2 separate regions of the Homo sapiens genome follow, and region 2 is linked to region 1. Evidence: chromatin loops called from intact Hi-C (ENCODE). Cell type or tissue: HCT116. All regions are shown on one strand.

Region 1 (8,000 bases):
GCCACACAGAAAGCCAATGGCTGAGGTGATGAGTATTGCCAGGGAAGAAGGCTTTAATTGGGTGCTGCAGCTGAGGAGGTGGGAGATCAGTCTTGAATCCATCCCCTTGACTGACTAAAATTAGGGGTTTATGTAGCTGGGAAGAAATGTAATGATGTGTGGGAAAATGGGAACTTGGGAGGCATAAGGAAGTAATCGTGATGAATGAGGGGTCTGGATGTGATGATCTGGTGAGTTTCAGTTCTTTGATATTTTTTGAGATGCCTGGGTTGGGGTGGGGAGGTTCCTTCTTGAAGAAGAAGAAATTCAGATAAAACAAACATAAGTTTCAAGGTTTAAGACTGGAAGTGTCCATTTCTATTTATCAAAAACAAAACAGTCTATGGGACTATTGGGTCAGTTTCAGTCCCCTCTATTTATCAATTTTTTTAATCATGGGGAATCTGACCATTGATCTTTCTGGCTGCTTCATGCTGAGGAGGTGACCATGTGGCCACCTTCTGAAACACAATCATTCTCTGTCCAGCCACCACTGCCCCCACCAAAGACAAGTCAAAGCAGGATGAACCTACCTGCAAAATAAGCTTCAGTCCATGGCTGGGCATGGTGGCTTCTGCCTGTAATCCCAGCAGTTTGGGAGGCCAAGGCAGGTGGATCACTTGAGGCCAGGAGTTGGAGACCCAGGAGATGGAGGTTGCAGTGAGCCAGTCTGGGTGACAGAGTGAGACTCTGTCTAAAAAATAAAAAATAAAAAAGCTTTGGTCCCATATACTTGGCCTGATTACCCCCAAAAAGTGCAGCAAAAATCATTGTCCACATAGATCCTTCTAAATTGGCCTTGCTGGAACCTCACACTGTTCCATTATAAAAGAAAATAGGTTCTTACTCAAATTATGCCAAGAAACACATTGACATATCAGAATTTTAGGAATCTCATACAATCCTAGAACATATATTAACAACTCATCTATATAAATATAACCCTAAGGGCCAGGCGTGGTGGCTCACGCCTGTAATCCCAGCACTCTGGGAGGCCGAGGCAGGCGGATCACGAGGTCAGGAGTTTGAGACCAGCCTGGCCAGTATGGTGAAACCCTGTCTCTACTAAAAATACAAAAATTAGCCGGGCATGGTGGCACGTGCCTGTAATCTCAGCTACTTGGGAGGGTGAGGCAGAAGAATTGCTTGAACCTGGGAGGCAGAGGTTGCAGTGAGCCAAGATTGAGCCACTGTACTCCAGTCTGGGCGACAGAGTGAGACTCCATCTCAAAAATAAAATATAACCCGAAGGAAGCTAAACACCACCTTGGATCTGACAATGTTTCCTGCATGATTCTAAAATAACAAATTAACCTAAGATATCTCTCTTGGACTTGAGGGAACCTAATATCCAAAAAAGTTAGTTTGAGGTCAAAAAGACTGAATTTAGACCTTTAAATTGTGCTCCTAGAAATTTTGCCAATTACAAAAATTTTAAAACACTTGATATCACAAAACATGATCACAGGTCACAATAAAATAGTCATTTATGGCCGGGTGCAGTGGCTCACACCTGTAATCCCAGCACTTTGGGAGGCCAAGGCAGGCAGATCATCTGAGGTCAGGTGTTCAAGACCAGCCTGGCCAACATTGTAAAACCGCGTCTCTACTAAAAATACAAAAATTAGCCAGGTGTGGTGGCACGTGCCTGTTAATCCCAGCTACTTGAGAGGCTGAGGCAGGAGAACTGCTTGAACCTGGAGGCAGAGGTTGCAGTGAGCTGAGATTGGGCCACTGCACTCCAGCCTGGGCGACAAGAATGAAATTCTGTCCCAAAAAAAAAAAAAAAGAAAAAAAGGAAAACACAAGTCATTTATTTAGCCAAAATGATAAAACAAAAATATTTACCTTTTAATAGGAGATACAGTTTCTCAAACAATAAGACAGCATGAGACCAAACAAATCTGTCCCTCTCCAATCCATTTTTTCCCTCCAGTTTACTTAAACAAAACTATTTTCTCTCTTATTAATATTATACAAATTTTGTTCAAAAGAGAAAACCCAAATTTTACCTTTATATGGTGTATTTATTAATGTTAAAGATAATTTTAATAAAACTTTATCAATAAATCTATCTAATTTTCATTGGTTTGACCATAGGGTAAGATTTTGATAAACTTTTTATAAGCTTTCATGATTTTCTATTAAAAAGAACAGATCAATGCTCCACAAAAACCCTTACTCCTGACACATGGGCTCAGACCCTCACCTTGCATCAGTGTGCTTTTGATATTAACGTTTAATTTATAAGAAAAACTCTGAACTAATTTTATCCCTCAAAATTGGCCCTTATAATCTCACACACCCACCTCATCCGTGATAGTTCCTGGGCCTAGAGGGATTGAATAGTTTTGGTTTTTTTTCTTTTTTTTTTTTTGAGACAGAGTCTCGCTCTGTTGCCAGGCTAGAATGCAGTGGCACAATATTGGCTCATTGCAACCTCTGCCTCCCCAGTTCAAGCGATTCTCCTACCTCAGCCTCCTGAATAGCTGGGACTACAGGCACCCGCCACCACTCCTGGCTAATTTTTGTATTTTTAGTAGAGACGAGATTTAACCATGTTGGCCAGGATGGTCTCGATCTCTTGCCCTCGTGATCCACCCACCTCAGCCTCCCAAAGTGCTGGGATTACGGGTGTGAGCCACCGCACCTGGCTGAATAGTTTTAATTTCTAGCCCTGTGTCTCATGAAAACAGTTCATTTTGATTGTCATTTTTCCCTGGATCTGAAGACAAGACTTCCACTGGTTTTGATGTTCAAGACTTAGCAGGGGTCAGTGCCTTTTTCAGACCCAGGAGTCAAAGTTGTGAAACTTAACAGCACAAGGATTAGTTAATAGGGTATTTATACTACCAAAAGGCCTGTCATTCTAACATGCCACACATTGAAACGCTGTGATTTGGTGTCTAGGAGTTACTGCTTGCAGCACTTCAAACCACTGTATTAAAGTAATCAGGTTACTCATTGCATATGTCCAATTGCTAGCATTCTAGTGACAGAACTGTGACCAAAAGCATAAAAAATGTGGTAGGTGCTAAGTCAAACTTATCAAAGTAAGACAACTACCTTTTTCCCCATCATTAAAAAAAAAAATAGTAAATGCAGGCCACGCATGGTGGCTCATGCCTGTATTCCCAGCACTTTGGGAGGCTGAGGCAGGCAGATCACTTGAAGTCAGGAGTTCGAGACCAGCCTGGACAACATGGTGCAACCCCATCTGTACTAAAAATACAAAAATTAGCTGGGTATGGTGGCATGTGCCTGTAATTCCAGTTACTCGGGAGACTGAGGCATAAGAATTGCTTGAATCCAGGAGGTGGAGGTTGCAGTGAGCCAAGGTGGTGACAGTGCACTCCAGCCTGGGTGACAGAAACTCTGTCTCAAACAAACAAACAAACAAACAAAACAAACAAAAAATACCCCAAAACAAACCCACGTGATGAATATTTTGTTTCTGACACACAATTTAATGTCTTTAAGTCCACCAATACCACTGTATGTTTTGTGCAATTAAGAAATTCACTTTAGGCTCATGATCAGTAAGTACTTTAGTGCTAGTGCTATCTATGCAGAAGAACAAATACAGTGAGAAGCAAAGCAAGTCTTTACAGAAAATTTGGCTTCACAGAAAATCTGGATTCATACTTAACTATATGAAAAACGGATTGCCAAATTGCCAATGTATTTCTTTACAATATTTCTTAATTTTCCTTCATCAAGACTAAGAGCTTTAACTATGAACAACATTAATTAGCCAAACTTCTCCAATTTTCTATCAGGTTTTAAAGGATATTCTACATCTAAATATTTTAAACTTTGTTTTCTCTGTGTATGCATAAAGGCAGACATACAGAGAGAGAGGAAAAAAACTACATATGACATACACAGACCATCTATGACATGCTTGAACCTTCAGTTTGTTCTAAATTTATTTTCTTATTCCCTCCCTTCCTTCCTTCCTTCCCCCTTCCTTTCTTCCTTCCTTCCTTCTTTCCCCTGCCTCCCTCCTTCCTTTCTTTCTTTCTCTTTCTTTTCTTTTTTCTCTTTCTTTCTCTCTTTTCTTTCTTCCTTTCCTCTTTCTTTTTTCTTTCTCTCTCTGTCTCCCCCTCCCTTGCATCCCCTCCCATTGTCTTCTTTCCTTCTTTCCTTCCTTCCTTCCTTTCTTCCTTCCTTCCCAGTCATTTTACTTTAAGACAAAAATTCACCATACAAGATCCTTTCTCATATAAAATTATTCCTTTTTTTTTTTTTTCTTGAGACGGAGTCTCTCTCTGTCGCCCAGGCTGGAGTGCAGTGGTGTGATCTTGGCTCACTTCAAGTTCCACCTCCTGGGTTCATGCCATTCTCCTACCTCAGCCTCCCAAGTAGCTGGGACTACAATCGCCCACCACCATGCCCGGCTAATTTTTTTGTGTGTTTTTAGTAGAGATAGGGTTTCGCTGTGTTAGCCAGGATGGTCTTGATCTCCTGACCTCGTGATCCGCCCATCTTGGCCTCCCAAAGTGCTGGGATTACAGGCGTGAGCCACCGCACCCGACAAAATTATTCTTTCTTTATAACCTTCCTTACCAAAAATACATCTTCATATCCATAATTTTCTTCACATCTCACTCCTTTACTTATTGGTTCCTTTCTTTTCAAGTCCATAATTTGAATTAACCTTTAGATAACTTCTGAATTTGATAATAATTTTTTTCTCAATAAGAACATCTCTTCTTTGGCATATTTTATATGCAGAATTATATATTAACTAGAATTCTTATCCTTAGTAACCTCAAATTTTAGTGAAAACCTAGGAAGAAAGAAATCCTGAGCTACCTATCAGATATTAGCATTTTATAATGAGAACTCTTCCATAATTTTTAGAAACATATTTCCCCATATCATAACCCTTCCTTAATTAGAAATGACCCAGACATCTAATAAGCATAATTTTAAATATTATTCTTAAACATAATTTTAAGATTTTAAGTTACACAATAAGTTCACCTGCAGCACTTAACCCATTTACACTTTATTTTTAGCAGTTTATATAGATTATTTACACATTATTTTCTTGTTAACCCTTTTATAACTTGTGAATATCAGATGTTCACCTAAATAAGAACCTTAAAGTTAACTGCATGGGCATTTTCACCAATAACTCAGTAGACTCAGGTGTTTTCATTAAACCAATAACATTAAATAGTCTTACTTATATAAAAAAAAACACAAAAAGATCATTTTGTTTTGGCTGGGTTTATGGTTTGATAACCTTCTATGCCAAACCCTGATACCTCAAAATATCTAGAAGAGACAAATATGAAACCCAGAGAAAAATGTATGCTGACAATTCTGAAGACATTTCTATTCCTATTTTACCAATAATTTAAAAACCACCTTGTTGGCCAGGTACAGTGGCTCATGCCTGTAATCCCAGCACTTTGGGAGGCTGAGGCAGGTGGATCACTTGAGGTCAAGAGCTCAAGATCAGCCTGACCAACATGGAGAAACTCCATCTCTACTAAAAAAAAATACATAAATTAGCCAGGCATAATTGCACACAACTGCAGTCCCAGCCACTCAGGAGGCTGAGACTTGAGAATCGCTTGAACCCAGGAGGTGGAGGTGGCAGTGAGTGGAGATCATGCCACTGCACTCCAGCCTGGGCGACAGAATGAGACTCTATTTCAAAAAAAAAAAAAAAAAAAGCTTGCTCATTAAAGACTTACTTAAGTCATATAAACTTGAAAAATACTTTGGACTTAATTAATGAGCACTCTTTTATTTATAAGCCAAATTGGTAGGCATAACATATAACAATAAATATACATACATATACACACATCTAAATATGTACTCACACACAGAAACAAAGATCCAATAGCTTTTACTTTGGAATTCTAGTTGGGAGGCTGAGGCAGGCAGATCACCTGAGGTCAAGAGTTTGAGACCAGCCTGGCCAACACGGTGAAACTCCATCTCTACTAAAAATACAAAAATTAGCCAGGTGTGGTGTCAGGCGCCTGTAGTCCCAGCCACTTGGGAGGCTGAGGCAGGAGAATTGCTTGAACCTGGGAGGTGGAGATCGCAGTGAGCCAAGATTATGCCACTGCACTCCAGGCTGGGCGACAGAGCAAGACTCCATCTCAAAAAAAAAAAAAAAAAAGGAATTCTAGTCATGAGATAGTAATACAAACTCACCTATCTATGAACGTGTTCACATGGCTGCATTTTGTCTGCTCTGATAGGTAATCCCATGAAGACTGTTGTATTCGTCTGTCCTCACACGGCTATAAAGATATTGCCTGAGACTGTGTAATTTACAAAGAAAGGGGGTTTAATTGACTCACAGTTCCACATGGCTGGGAGGCCTCAGGAAACTTACAATCATGGTGGAAGGCGAATGGGAAGCCAGGCATGTCTTACATGGCAGCAGGAGAAGAAACAGAGACAGAGAGAGAGACAGAGAGACAGGGGGAACTGCCACTTTTAAAACCATCAGATCCTGTCATGAGAACAGCATGGGGGCAACTGCCCCCATGATCCAATCACCTCCCTCTAGGTCCCTCCCTTGACATGGGGGGATTACAATTCGAGATGAGATTATGGTGGGGACACAGAGCCAAAACATATCAGCTGTGAGCCAAAATTTCGGGTAAAGTAGTTTCCACGGCAGTTTGATTTTTTTTTTTTTTAAGACGGGAGTCTCGCACTGTCGCCCAGGCTGGAGTTCAGTGGCGCGATCTCGGCTCACTGAGAGCTCCGCCTCCTGGGTTCACACCATTCTCCTGCCTCAGCCTCCCGAGTAGCTGGGACTACAGGCGCCCACCACCACGCCAGGCCAATTTTTTGTATTTTTAGTAGAGATGGGGTTTCACCATGTTAGCCAGGATGGTCTCGATCTCCTGACCTCGTGATCCGCCCACCTCAGCCTCCCAAAGTGCTGGGATTGCAGGCGTGAGCCACTGCGCCCGGCCCGGCAGTTTGATTTTTAGAAGTCAAACCTTTAAACATTGGGGTCAAACAGAAGAACATCACGTATTAACCAGGCTGAACCCTGCTTAGAACAGCAGCCCAGGCTGGGCGCAGTGGCTCACGCCTGTAATCCCAGCACTCTGGGAGGCCGAGGCGGGCCGAACACGAAGTCAGGAGATTGAGACTATCCTGGCTAACATGGTGAAACCCCATCTCTACTAAAAAAATACAAAATAATTAGCCAGGTGTGTTGGCGAACGCCTGTAATCCCAGCTACTCAGGAGGCTAAGGCAGGAGAATGGCATGAACCTGGGAGGTGGAGCTTGAGGTGAGCCGAGATCGCACCACTGCACTCCAGCCTGGGCGACAGAGCAAGACTCCGTCTCAAAAACAAACAAACAAACAAACAAACAAACAAAACAAAACAAAACAAAACATAACAAAAAAGAACAGCAGCCTAAAAGCCTGGGTACATGGAACTCCATCCCACATGATCCGCCTGCCTTGGTCTCCCAAAGTGCTGGGATTACAGGTGTGAGCCCCCACACCCAGCCTTGGTGATGATTTTTTGGATTTGACACCAAAAGCACAGAGAACAAAAGCAAAAATAAGTGGAATTGCAACAGACTAAAGAGCTTCTGCCAAGCAAAGGAAGCAATCAAGGAAATTAAAAGGCAACGTATGGATGGAGAGAAAATATTTGTAAGCCATATATCTGATAAGGGGTTGAGATCTCTAAAATATATAAAGAGCTCATATAACTCAACAGCAACATAACAAATAGCTCAATTTAAAAATGGGCGAATGATCTTAATAGGCATTCCTCAAAAGAAGACACACGAATGGCTAACAGGTGTGTGAAAACATGCCCAACGTCATTAATCATCAGGGAAATGCAAATTAAAACCACAGCGAGATATGACTGTGGTGATAATTTTAGCATATAGGTGTATCAAAGCATCACATTTCCTTCCTTCTTTCTTTCTTTCTTTCTTTCTTTCTTT
Region 2 (8,000 bases), 580 kb before region 1:
ATTACCTGCTGGGGTACCTGCTGAACTCTGGGGAGGGAGATCGGCTGCATCTGGGCCCCTTTGGGATTGGAGCTGGCTGCCTGGACCAACACCCTCTAAAAGGGAAGGGAGAGAAGGCCAGTTAGACTTGTCAGAGGTCAGTGCTGAGGATACACACAGAATGTAAGATGCTGTTTGTCTGTTCATGTGCTTTTTATTAAAACATAGGCAGGACTGATCAGAGGCGACGGCGGGGTGATGGTCAGACTTGCACACTCACACCGACCTGGGCAGACACACGGCAGGTACGTGCAGGCACACAAACAATGCACATACATACACAAGTGTGCACATACACTCAGCCCATGCACCACACATATGCACGAATTGTGGGCACACACACACGTATGCACACACACATACACGGAAGCACATGCACCTTCACCCGCCCAGGCAGCTTTGCCTCTGTGGGTCTGTAGTCTGCAGCAAGGTGACACTGATCGTCCCTAGTACAGAGGGGACTGCTGGGGCCCTCTGGATAGCCATCCGCACCACTGCGTGGGAGAGCACTCTGTGGCGCCCCTCGCTTCTGCAGTATAACCCGGACTTGTTTCCATTTTCTGATGAGGTTAATGAAGCCAGAGGGCTCAAGTGCTGCCTCTGGCTACAGAATACTCGAGTCCAGGTGCCCTGTGTCTGGGTCCCTCGCTCTCTGACCCCACTGCTCTCCAGCCTCCTAAGTCAAATCTGCACAGTGTGGCTTTGCTATTTTTCTGGGAGTACCGATTGGCCACACAAAGCTATCAAAATGGGAAGGGTCAAAGTGAACTCGAGTCGAGGGAGGAACAGGAGTGTTTTGTGTGTTTATTGAGAGCTGGGGCTTTCGGAGTCATTGGCTGCAGTGCTGTGATTTCCCGGCATGAACCCTGAATGTCACAGGTAGCAGTGACTGCCATATATACATCACGAGGGGTGATGGGTGAGGACACGCCATCCCCTGTGTTGCAGGAGTGGAGCTAAGGATGAAGATGGTGCTAATAAGGATGCCAGCGCAAGGGCATTCTGATTCCAGGTGAGCTGGGCGCCGTGTGCTTGGAGAATTCACAGGGTCCTGGCAAGTCCTCAGAGAGGGACCACAGTGATGAAACCTGGGACACACATGGTGGCCGTGAGTGGCACTGAGACCTGTCCATGGTGGCTGCTGCAGAGGAAGGCAGAGTCCACCTAGGCCTGGGAGAGCCTGAGAGAGGGGCTTGGCAGGAAGACCTGAGGGCTGACTCCTCTTGGACAATTTCAAGTGGGCACGGAAACATATCAATTAGGCCACAACTGCTGGCAGGGCGACGGCGTCTGATCCTCACCTCAGATGGGCTTCCAAGACGCCCTCCCCACTGCCATATGTGCAAGAAATAAAAGCTAAAGATGTCTGACCATACACACTACATCAAATAAACCGCTTCACTGTCTGCCTTTTTGTTTTTGCGGAATTGTGTTTTTTTGTTTTTGTTTTTTTGTGTTTTTTGGGACGGATTTTTGCTCTTGTCGCCCAGGCTGAAGTGCGATGGCACGATCTCGGCTCACTATAACCTCTGCCTCCTGGGTTCAAGCGATTCTCCTGCCTCAGCTTCCCGAGTAGCTGGGATTACAAGCATGTGCCACAATGCTCGGCTAATTTATTATTATTATTATTTTTTGTATTTAGTAGACACAGGGTTTCACCATGTTACTCAGACTGGTCTCAAACTCCTGACCTCAGGTGATCCACCCACCTTGGCCTCCCAAAGTGCTGGGATTACAGGCATGTGCCACCATGCCTGGCCCTGAATTGTGTGTTTTAAAACCATAATCATTTCTTTTTGCTGTGCTCCTAACTTTTAGATTCCAGATCGAGGTGGTCACACGGCCACAGTGGACCTCTGCACACTGTGATGAGCCTCCAGCCTGTTTCATGTGGCCGGTGCCATTCGCTTTGTATTTCTGTCTTCTTTATGGCTTATTTCATTCCACGGTAGAAATCCAGGAGCAGAGAAAGCCTGAATGTGAAAATTCTCTCTCTGCGAATTTTAAAGAATATGTTCATTCAGGTGCTAGATTCTATTTTGAACAAAATCTTAAGAATTCTAACTCATCTAGGCTGGGCGTGGTGGCTCACGCCTGTAATCCCAGCACTTTGGGAGGCTGAGGCGGGCAGATCACCTGAGGTCAGGAGTTCGAGACCAGCCTGGCCAACATGGTGAAACCTCGTCTCTACTAAAAATACAAAAATTAGCCGGGCGTGGTAGTACACGCCTGTAATCCCAGCTACTCGGGAGGCTAAGACAGGAGAATCACTTGAACCTGGGAGATCGTGCCACTGCACTCCAGCCTGGGCGACAGAGCGAGACTCCGTCCCCCCCCAAAAAAAAAAAAAAATTCTAACTCATCTTTTGCCTTTTTGCCTTTTTTTTTTTTTTTTTTTTTTTTTTGTCACTTAGGTTGGAGAGCAGTGGTATGATTACAGCTCACTGCAGCCTCAAACCACTGGGCTCAAGCAATCCTTCCACCATAGCCTCCTGAGTAGCTGGGACCACAGGACGTGCACCACTATGCCTGGCTAAATTTTTTATTTTTTATTTCTTAAAGACAAGGTCTCTGTCACCCAGGCTGGAGTGTAGTGTCACAATCATGGCTTACTGCAGCCTCAACCTCCCAGGCTCAGGTGATCCTCCCATCTCAGCCTCCTAAGGAACTGGGACTACAGGTGCAGCCCACCACGCTTGGCTAATTTTTTTTTTTTTTTTTTAGAGAAAGGGTCTGGCTATGTTGCCTAGGTTGGTCTCAAACTCCTGGCCTCAAGTAATCTGCCAGTCTCAGTCTCCCAAAGTGCTGGGATTACCTGTGTGAGCCACTGCACCCGGCCTTACTTCTTAATTCTTAATAAAGCATTTCTGTGTAAAAGGGTCATTTCCAAGTACAAGAAAACCTCCACTGAAAGCTAAGAAGAGATCAAGTCAGATTTGGGAGAGTGGTTTCTTTTCCATTCATGTCATTGTTTCCTTGATGGGATCTTTTTAACAAATATTGAAAAAGCCAAATACAGTTAAGGAAATTGTGCCTATTTCAACAGCAGCAGCACTGGGACTGAGAAGTCCATTCAGAAAAATACAGATTCCTCTCTTTGCAGATCTGAGCAGCTTTCAAACCCATAGAGATCGCGTCCACACTGTGGCCACCCTGTTGTTGCTGAGAGGCGCGCGTTACCTGCGGGGAGGCTGGCACAGGCGGGGCTGCCGCCGAGGGACGCAGAGCCACGGACGCTGGCGAATCCGCTCCACCCTCGGAATTCTGCATGCTCAGGTCTAAAGAAAGGCGGAGAGAGATTGGGTGGGCAAGGGCTGCAAGCACTGAAATCCGAAGAGGCAACTAACAAGTTCAAGGGAGGGAAGGAGTAACCAGCTACATTCTTCAAAGTCGAAAGGCAGAGACCCTGGTGGTACTGCCTAAGTGAGGAGCTGCGGAAACAGGCTGCACAACTGTCCCACAGAAGGAGAGAGGGGCCAGAGAAAGTTTTCCAAATATAAAACCCAAAAAGGGCTCTGTCAGCGCACAATGGCAGGAATTCCTCAACAGAAGGCCGGGACACTGGCTCTGTGCCCAAGTCTGAGCAGGTTGAACTATTTTGAAGGGCTCAATTGTTTCCTCATTTACCCAGAAATCAAAAGCTCTGGGTGGGTGACTGCCATTTGGGAAGCTACTGCACCCCAAACGACAACGGGAGAAACTCTAAGGCTGGGTTTCCCCACTGTGGCACCGTTGACATTTGAGCTGGATACTTCTTTGCTGTTGGAGGCCCATTCTGGGCACGGCAGGGTGCTGAGCAGCACCCCTGGCCTCCACCCATTCCATGCCAGGAGCGCCCCCTCCCCAAGCTGTGGCAATCACAAATGTGTTCAGATATTGCCAAGTGACCCCTGGAGGGCAGTGTGAGAACCACTGGCTAGGGAGAGAAAAGGTGACCTGCAGAGGGAGCAAAGAAACAGTACATTTTATCCTGGGCTGGATAAAAGTCCTCACGAATTTTGGCAGTAAGTAAAAACTGCCTTCTGTTCAAAGCCATCTTTGCCCACAAGAAAGTATAAACATATATTTCTTTGCTGTCAGAGGCATACATCTTTCAAATAGGTAGTTTTACAATTCTATATAAAACCACTCATTTAATATCGTGGCAGATGATACAAATTTGTTCCATGAAAATGCTAAAAGTCGAACAGTCTTCACTTTTAAATAAACAATCGGCTATGTTGAGCATTTGAGACATAGTTAAGTACACACACTTAGGTAGGGAGGTGGCTTTGTGATCAGGCACACCAGTCCCCCGTCCTGGCACCAGCTTTGAGCATGTCACCCTCCCAGTGTGGGGTCTCCATGGCTCCTGCCTGCTGGGGGTGGTGAGGACTGAACCTCAGACATACATCGCGGTGCCCACGACATCGTCAGAACACAATAGACATTTGCTAGAACTTTTACGTTTCTCTATCACCCCCAGAGGTTTTATCTCTTATAATGAGTGAAAAAAATTTTAAGCTTTTTAAAAATGAAAAGTCAAACTTACAATAAATTAATTTACCTAAGGAAAGCAGAAAGGGATATGTGTGTTTGAATTCGAGTGTGCTGGATTAATCCCATCTGTATTGTTGGGGACTATTCCCCGACCACCACCGCTCCCCGGCCCCCGCCCCCGTCCCCTCCCAAACGCCTTCGATGCCACCCAGAGCCCCACGGCCAGTGCCTGGGGATTTTTCTGTTCTGTGTGAGCCTGACTCACTTCTCACCACTAGATGGCCCCAGAGCCACACGGTGATTGGCTGGGGCGTTAACTAAACCTTACACAGCCCGCACCTCCTACCTTCTACTCTTTCAAAAGATTGTAAATTTCCCATAGTGTATTTCCTGAGTCCTCAACTCACTCTCTGTCTTTGACAGAACTGACCTTTGGAATTTTTCTGTTACAAGCTGCTTGTATTTACAGTTTCCTTTAAATGTTTAAATCAGTCATTTGCACACCATCCACCATGCTGTTCCCGTCTGAAGCCAAGCGGGTAGCATCAGTGATACTAGGAGATAATTTGACTAGAACTCTTTGTGAAAGGAGTCCACCAGTGATAAAGTCAGAATGCTGACTTGACTAAGACCAGTTCCTTGTTCCGCAGGTGGAAATAATTTTGCTCCAAACTCCAGACCTTATTTAAGTAAGAAGAGGCCATGAGAGTGTTGGGGATAAATGGCGAGACCGTGGTCTGTCCACCATGGCCAGAATGCACCTTCCAGAAAGCAAGTTGTTCCACATCACAGGCATTTACACATGAATGTGTTCCCCTAATTTATTTTTATTAATTATTATTATTGTTTTTTGAGACGAAGTCTTGCTCTGTCACCCAGGCTGGAGTGCAATGGCATGATCTTGGCTCTGCCTCCTGGGTTCAAGTGATTCTCCCACCTCAGTCCCCTGAATAGACGAGATTACAGGCACCCACCATCATGCCTGGCTAATTTTTGTATTTTTATAGAAACGGGGCTTCACCATGTTGGTCAGGCTGGTCTCAAACTCCTGGCCTCATGTGATCTGCCTGCCTCAGCCTCCCAAAGTGCTGGGATTACAGGCATAAGCCACCGTGCCCAGCCTGTTCCCCTAATTTAACACACTATTTACCATGTGTTGTCTTATAGGTCAGACCAATGAGTCTGTGGCTTTTTGCCTGTGGGCATGCCCCAGTCCACAAATGCTTGGGTGCCAGAAAGCATCAGCCTCGTTATCCTGAAGGGTCAGAGGACAGAGTTCTGAATGCTGGGGTGTGGAGATTCTGGAAGAGAGAGAGCCACAGAAGGGGTGAGCCCTCAAATCTTCCTACAAAATACACCTGAATCTTTGGCTAAGCAACTACACCACAAAGGTGTGGGGGAGATACCAGGGGTCTTGGGGAAAAACCAGCAGTGCAAAGATAAAAAAATTAAGTGAAGATTTCAGCTGCTGCCTGTTGCAGGAGGGAGAGTTTGAATCTAGCCAAGTCACTTGCCTTCAGGGGAACTCAGATGAACCTACAGATTCTACAATACATCATTAATGATGTCCAGGACCCAGTAAAAACCATGAGCTATGAAAAGAAACAGGAAAGTGTAACATACACTCAAAAGAAAGAGTAACAAATAAAAAGAAAAAAGAAAAGCAGTTAATTATAACCAAACGCAAGATAACCCAGATGATACAGATAGCATTCAAGGACTAAAGCAGCTACTAAAAATAACTTCAAGAACTTAAAGGAAGTTATATACATAATGAATGAACATATGGGAATCTCAATCAAGAAACAAAGTATAAAAGGAGAACCAAATAGAAATTCTAGAGCAATAACTGAAACAAAAACTTAACTGGATGCACTCAACAGCTGGTTAAAGATAATGGAAAGAGTTAGTGAACTTAACAATAGATAAAAAGCATTTACCCAATCTGAAGAATGAAGAGAAAATATATGAAGAAACATGAATAGAACAAACTGTCTAATATATATGTAACGAGAGTCCCAGAAGAGAAAAAGAGAATGTAAGAGAAAAAAATATTGAAAAATGGCCAAACACCTCTACATTGGGTGATGGATATCAACTTAGAGGTCCAAAAATCTCAACAAACCCTAAAAAGAATACAAAGAAAGCCAAGATAGGTATGTCATGGTTAAACTGTTAAAAGAAGCAGTCAGAGAAAAACTACATATTATATTCGGAGAACAAGGGCACAGATGATGACTGGCTTCTCATCAATAACAATGGCAACCAGAAGACAATGGAGTGACATTTTTAATATGCTGGGGGGGAAAACCCTATCAGCCCAGAATTCTATCTCCAGCAAAACTATTCTTAAAAACTGAAGGTGGAATAAAGACATTTTTTGCATAAACAAAACCTGATAAAATTTTCTGCCTACCATGAGAAATGCTAATGGAAGTTCTTCAGAATGAAAGGAATTAATACCAGATGGTAAATTTGGATCTATTAGGAGTAAATATCACTTAAAATGATAAATACGCAGGTAATTATAAAAAACCGTATTTTTATATATTTTATATTTTTCCTTTTCTTCTCTTAATTTATTTTAAATACATAAAACTATTTAACAAAAACTTTATAACACTCCATTGTGGGGTTTATATCATATGTAGATGTTCTCCATGACAGTTGTAACACAGAGGATGGGGACAAATTAAGTTATACATTCAAGGTTCTTTTATTTTACCTAAAGTAGTAACATGTTAACTCTATAAATTGTGATAAATTAACAATGCACATTGTAACCTCTGAAGCATCCACTAACCAAAAAAATATATATACAAAAAGGTATAGCTAAAAAGCTAATAGAGAAATCAAATGAAATCCTACTTAACATATTTGATTATCTAAATAAAGGCAAGAAATAAAGAACAGAGAAACAAACAAACAAACAGATGGCACAAATAGAAAGCAAATGGCAGAATTGCTTTGCTAAATCTAGACATATTAATAATATATTAAGTGTAAATAGACTAAATTCTTGAATGAAAAGGCAGAAATGATCAGCCTGGATAACAATCAAGATCCCATTATATGGTCCCTAAAAGAAACCCTCCTTAAAAATAAAGGCACACATAGGTTGAAAGTAATAGAATAAAAAGAGATCCACTGTGCAAACTCTGATCTTTTATTTTTATTTATTTATTTTTTTGAGATGGAGTCTCGCTCTGTTGCCCAGGCTGGAGTGCAGTGCCACAGTCTCAGCTCACTGCAAGCTCCACCTCCCAGGTTCACGCCATTCTCCTGCCTCAGCCTCCCGAGTAGCTGGGACTACAGGTGCCCGCCATCACACCAGGCTAATATTTGTATTTTTAGTAGAGACGGGGTTTCACCTTGTTAGCCAGGATGGTCTCCATCTCCTGACCTCTTGATCCACCCACCTCGGCCTCCCAAAGTGCTGGGATTACAGGTGTGAGCGCCACACTCAGCCTGCAAACTCTGAT

The links. Peaks named below come from ENCODE experiments on the same cell type or tissue, not always from the same donor. Only the 100,000 strongest peaks of a DNase experiment are listed, where the experiment ranks them.
Region 2: it touches region 1 in a loop (9-fold over the local background); 2 of 110 quality-filtered maps call a loop at or near these places.

What each region holds. Positions count from the first base shown.
Region 1 is chr19:6,622,990-6,630,989 of GRCh38, forward strand. No RefSeq gene overlaps it. Among named protein-coding and RNA genes, the nearest start is that of CD70, 36 kb to the left of the region's middle. In HCT116, no CTCF peak of the experiment used is centred here; no DNase peak of the experiment used is centred here.
Region 2 is chr19:6,044,188-6,052,187 of GRCh38, forward strand. RFX2 (regulatory factor X2) reads right to left here. Exons shown (of 18, transcript NM_000635.4): 2 at 3,220-3,317; 3 at 6-95. The coding sequence starts at 3,309. Among named protein-coding and RNA genes, the nearest start is that of RFX2-AS1, 14 kb to the right of the region's middle. RefSeq lists a silencer at 4,719-4,838. In HCT116, CTCF peaks have their summits at 3,942 and 4,806 (motif pointing right); DNase peaks (open chromatin) are centred at 3,964 and 4,814.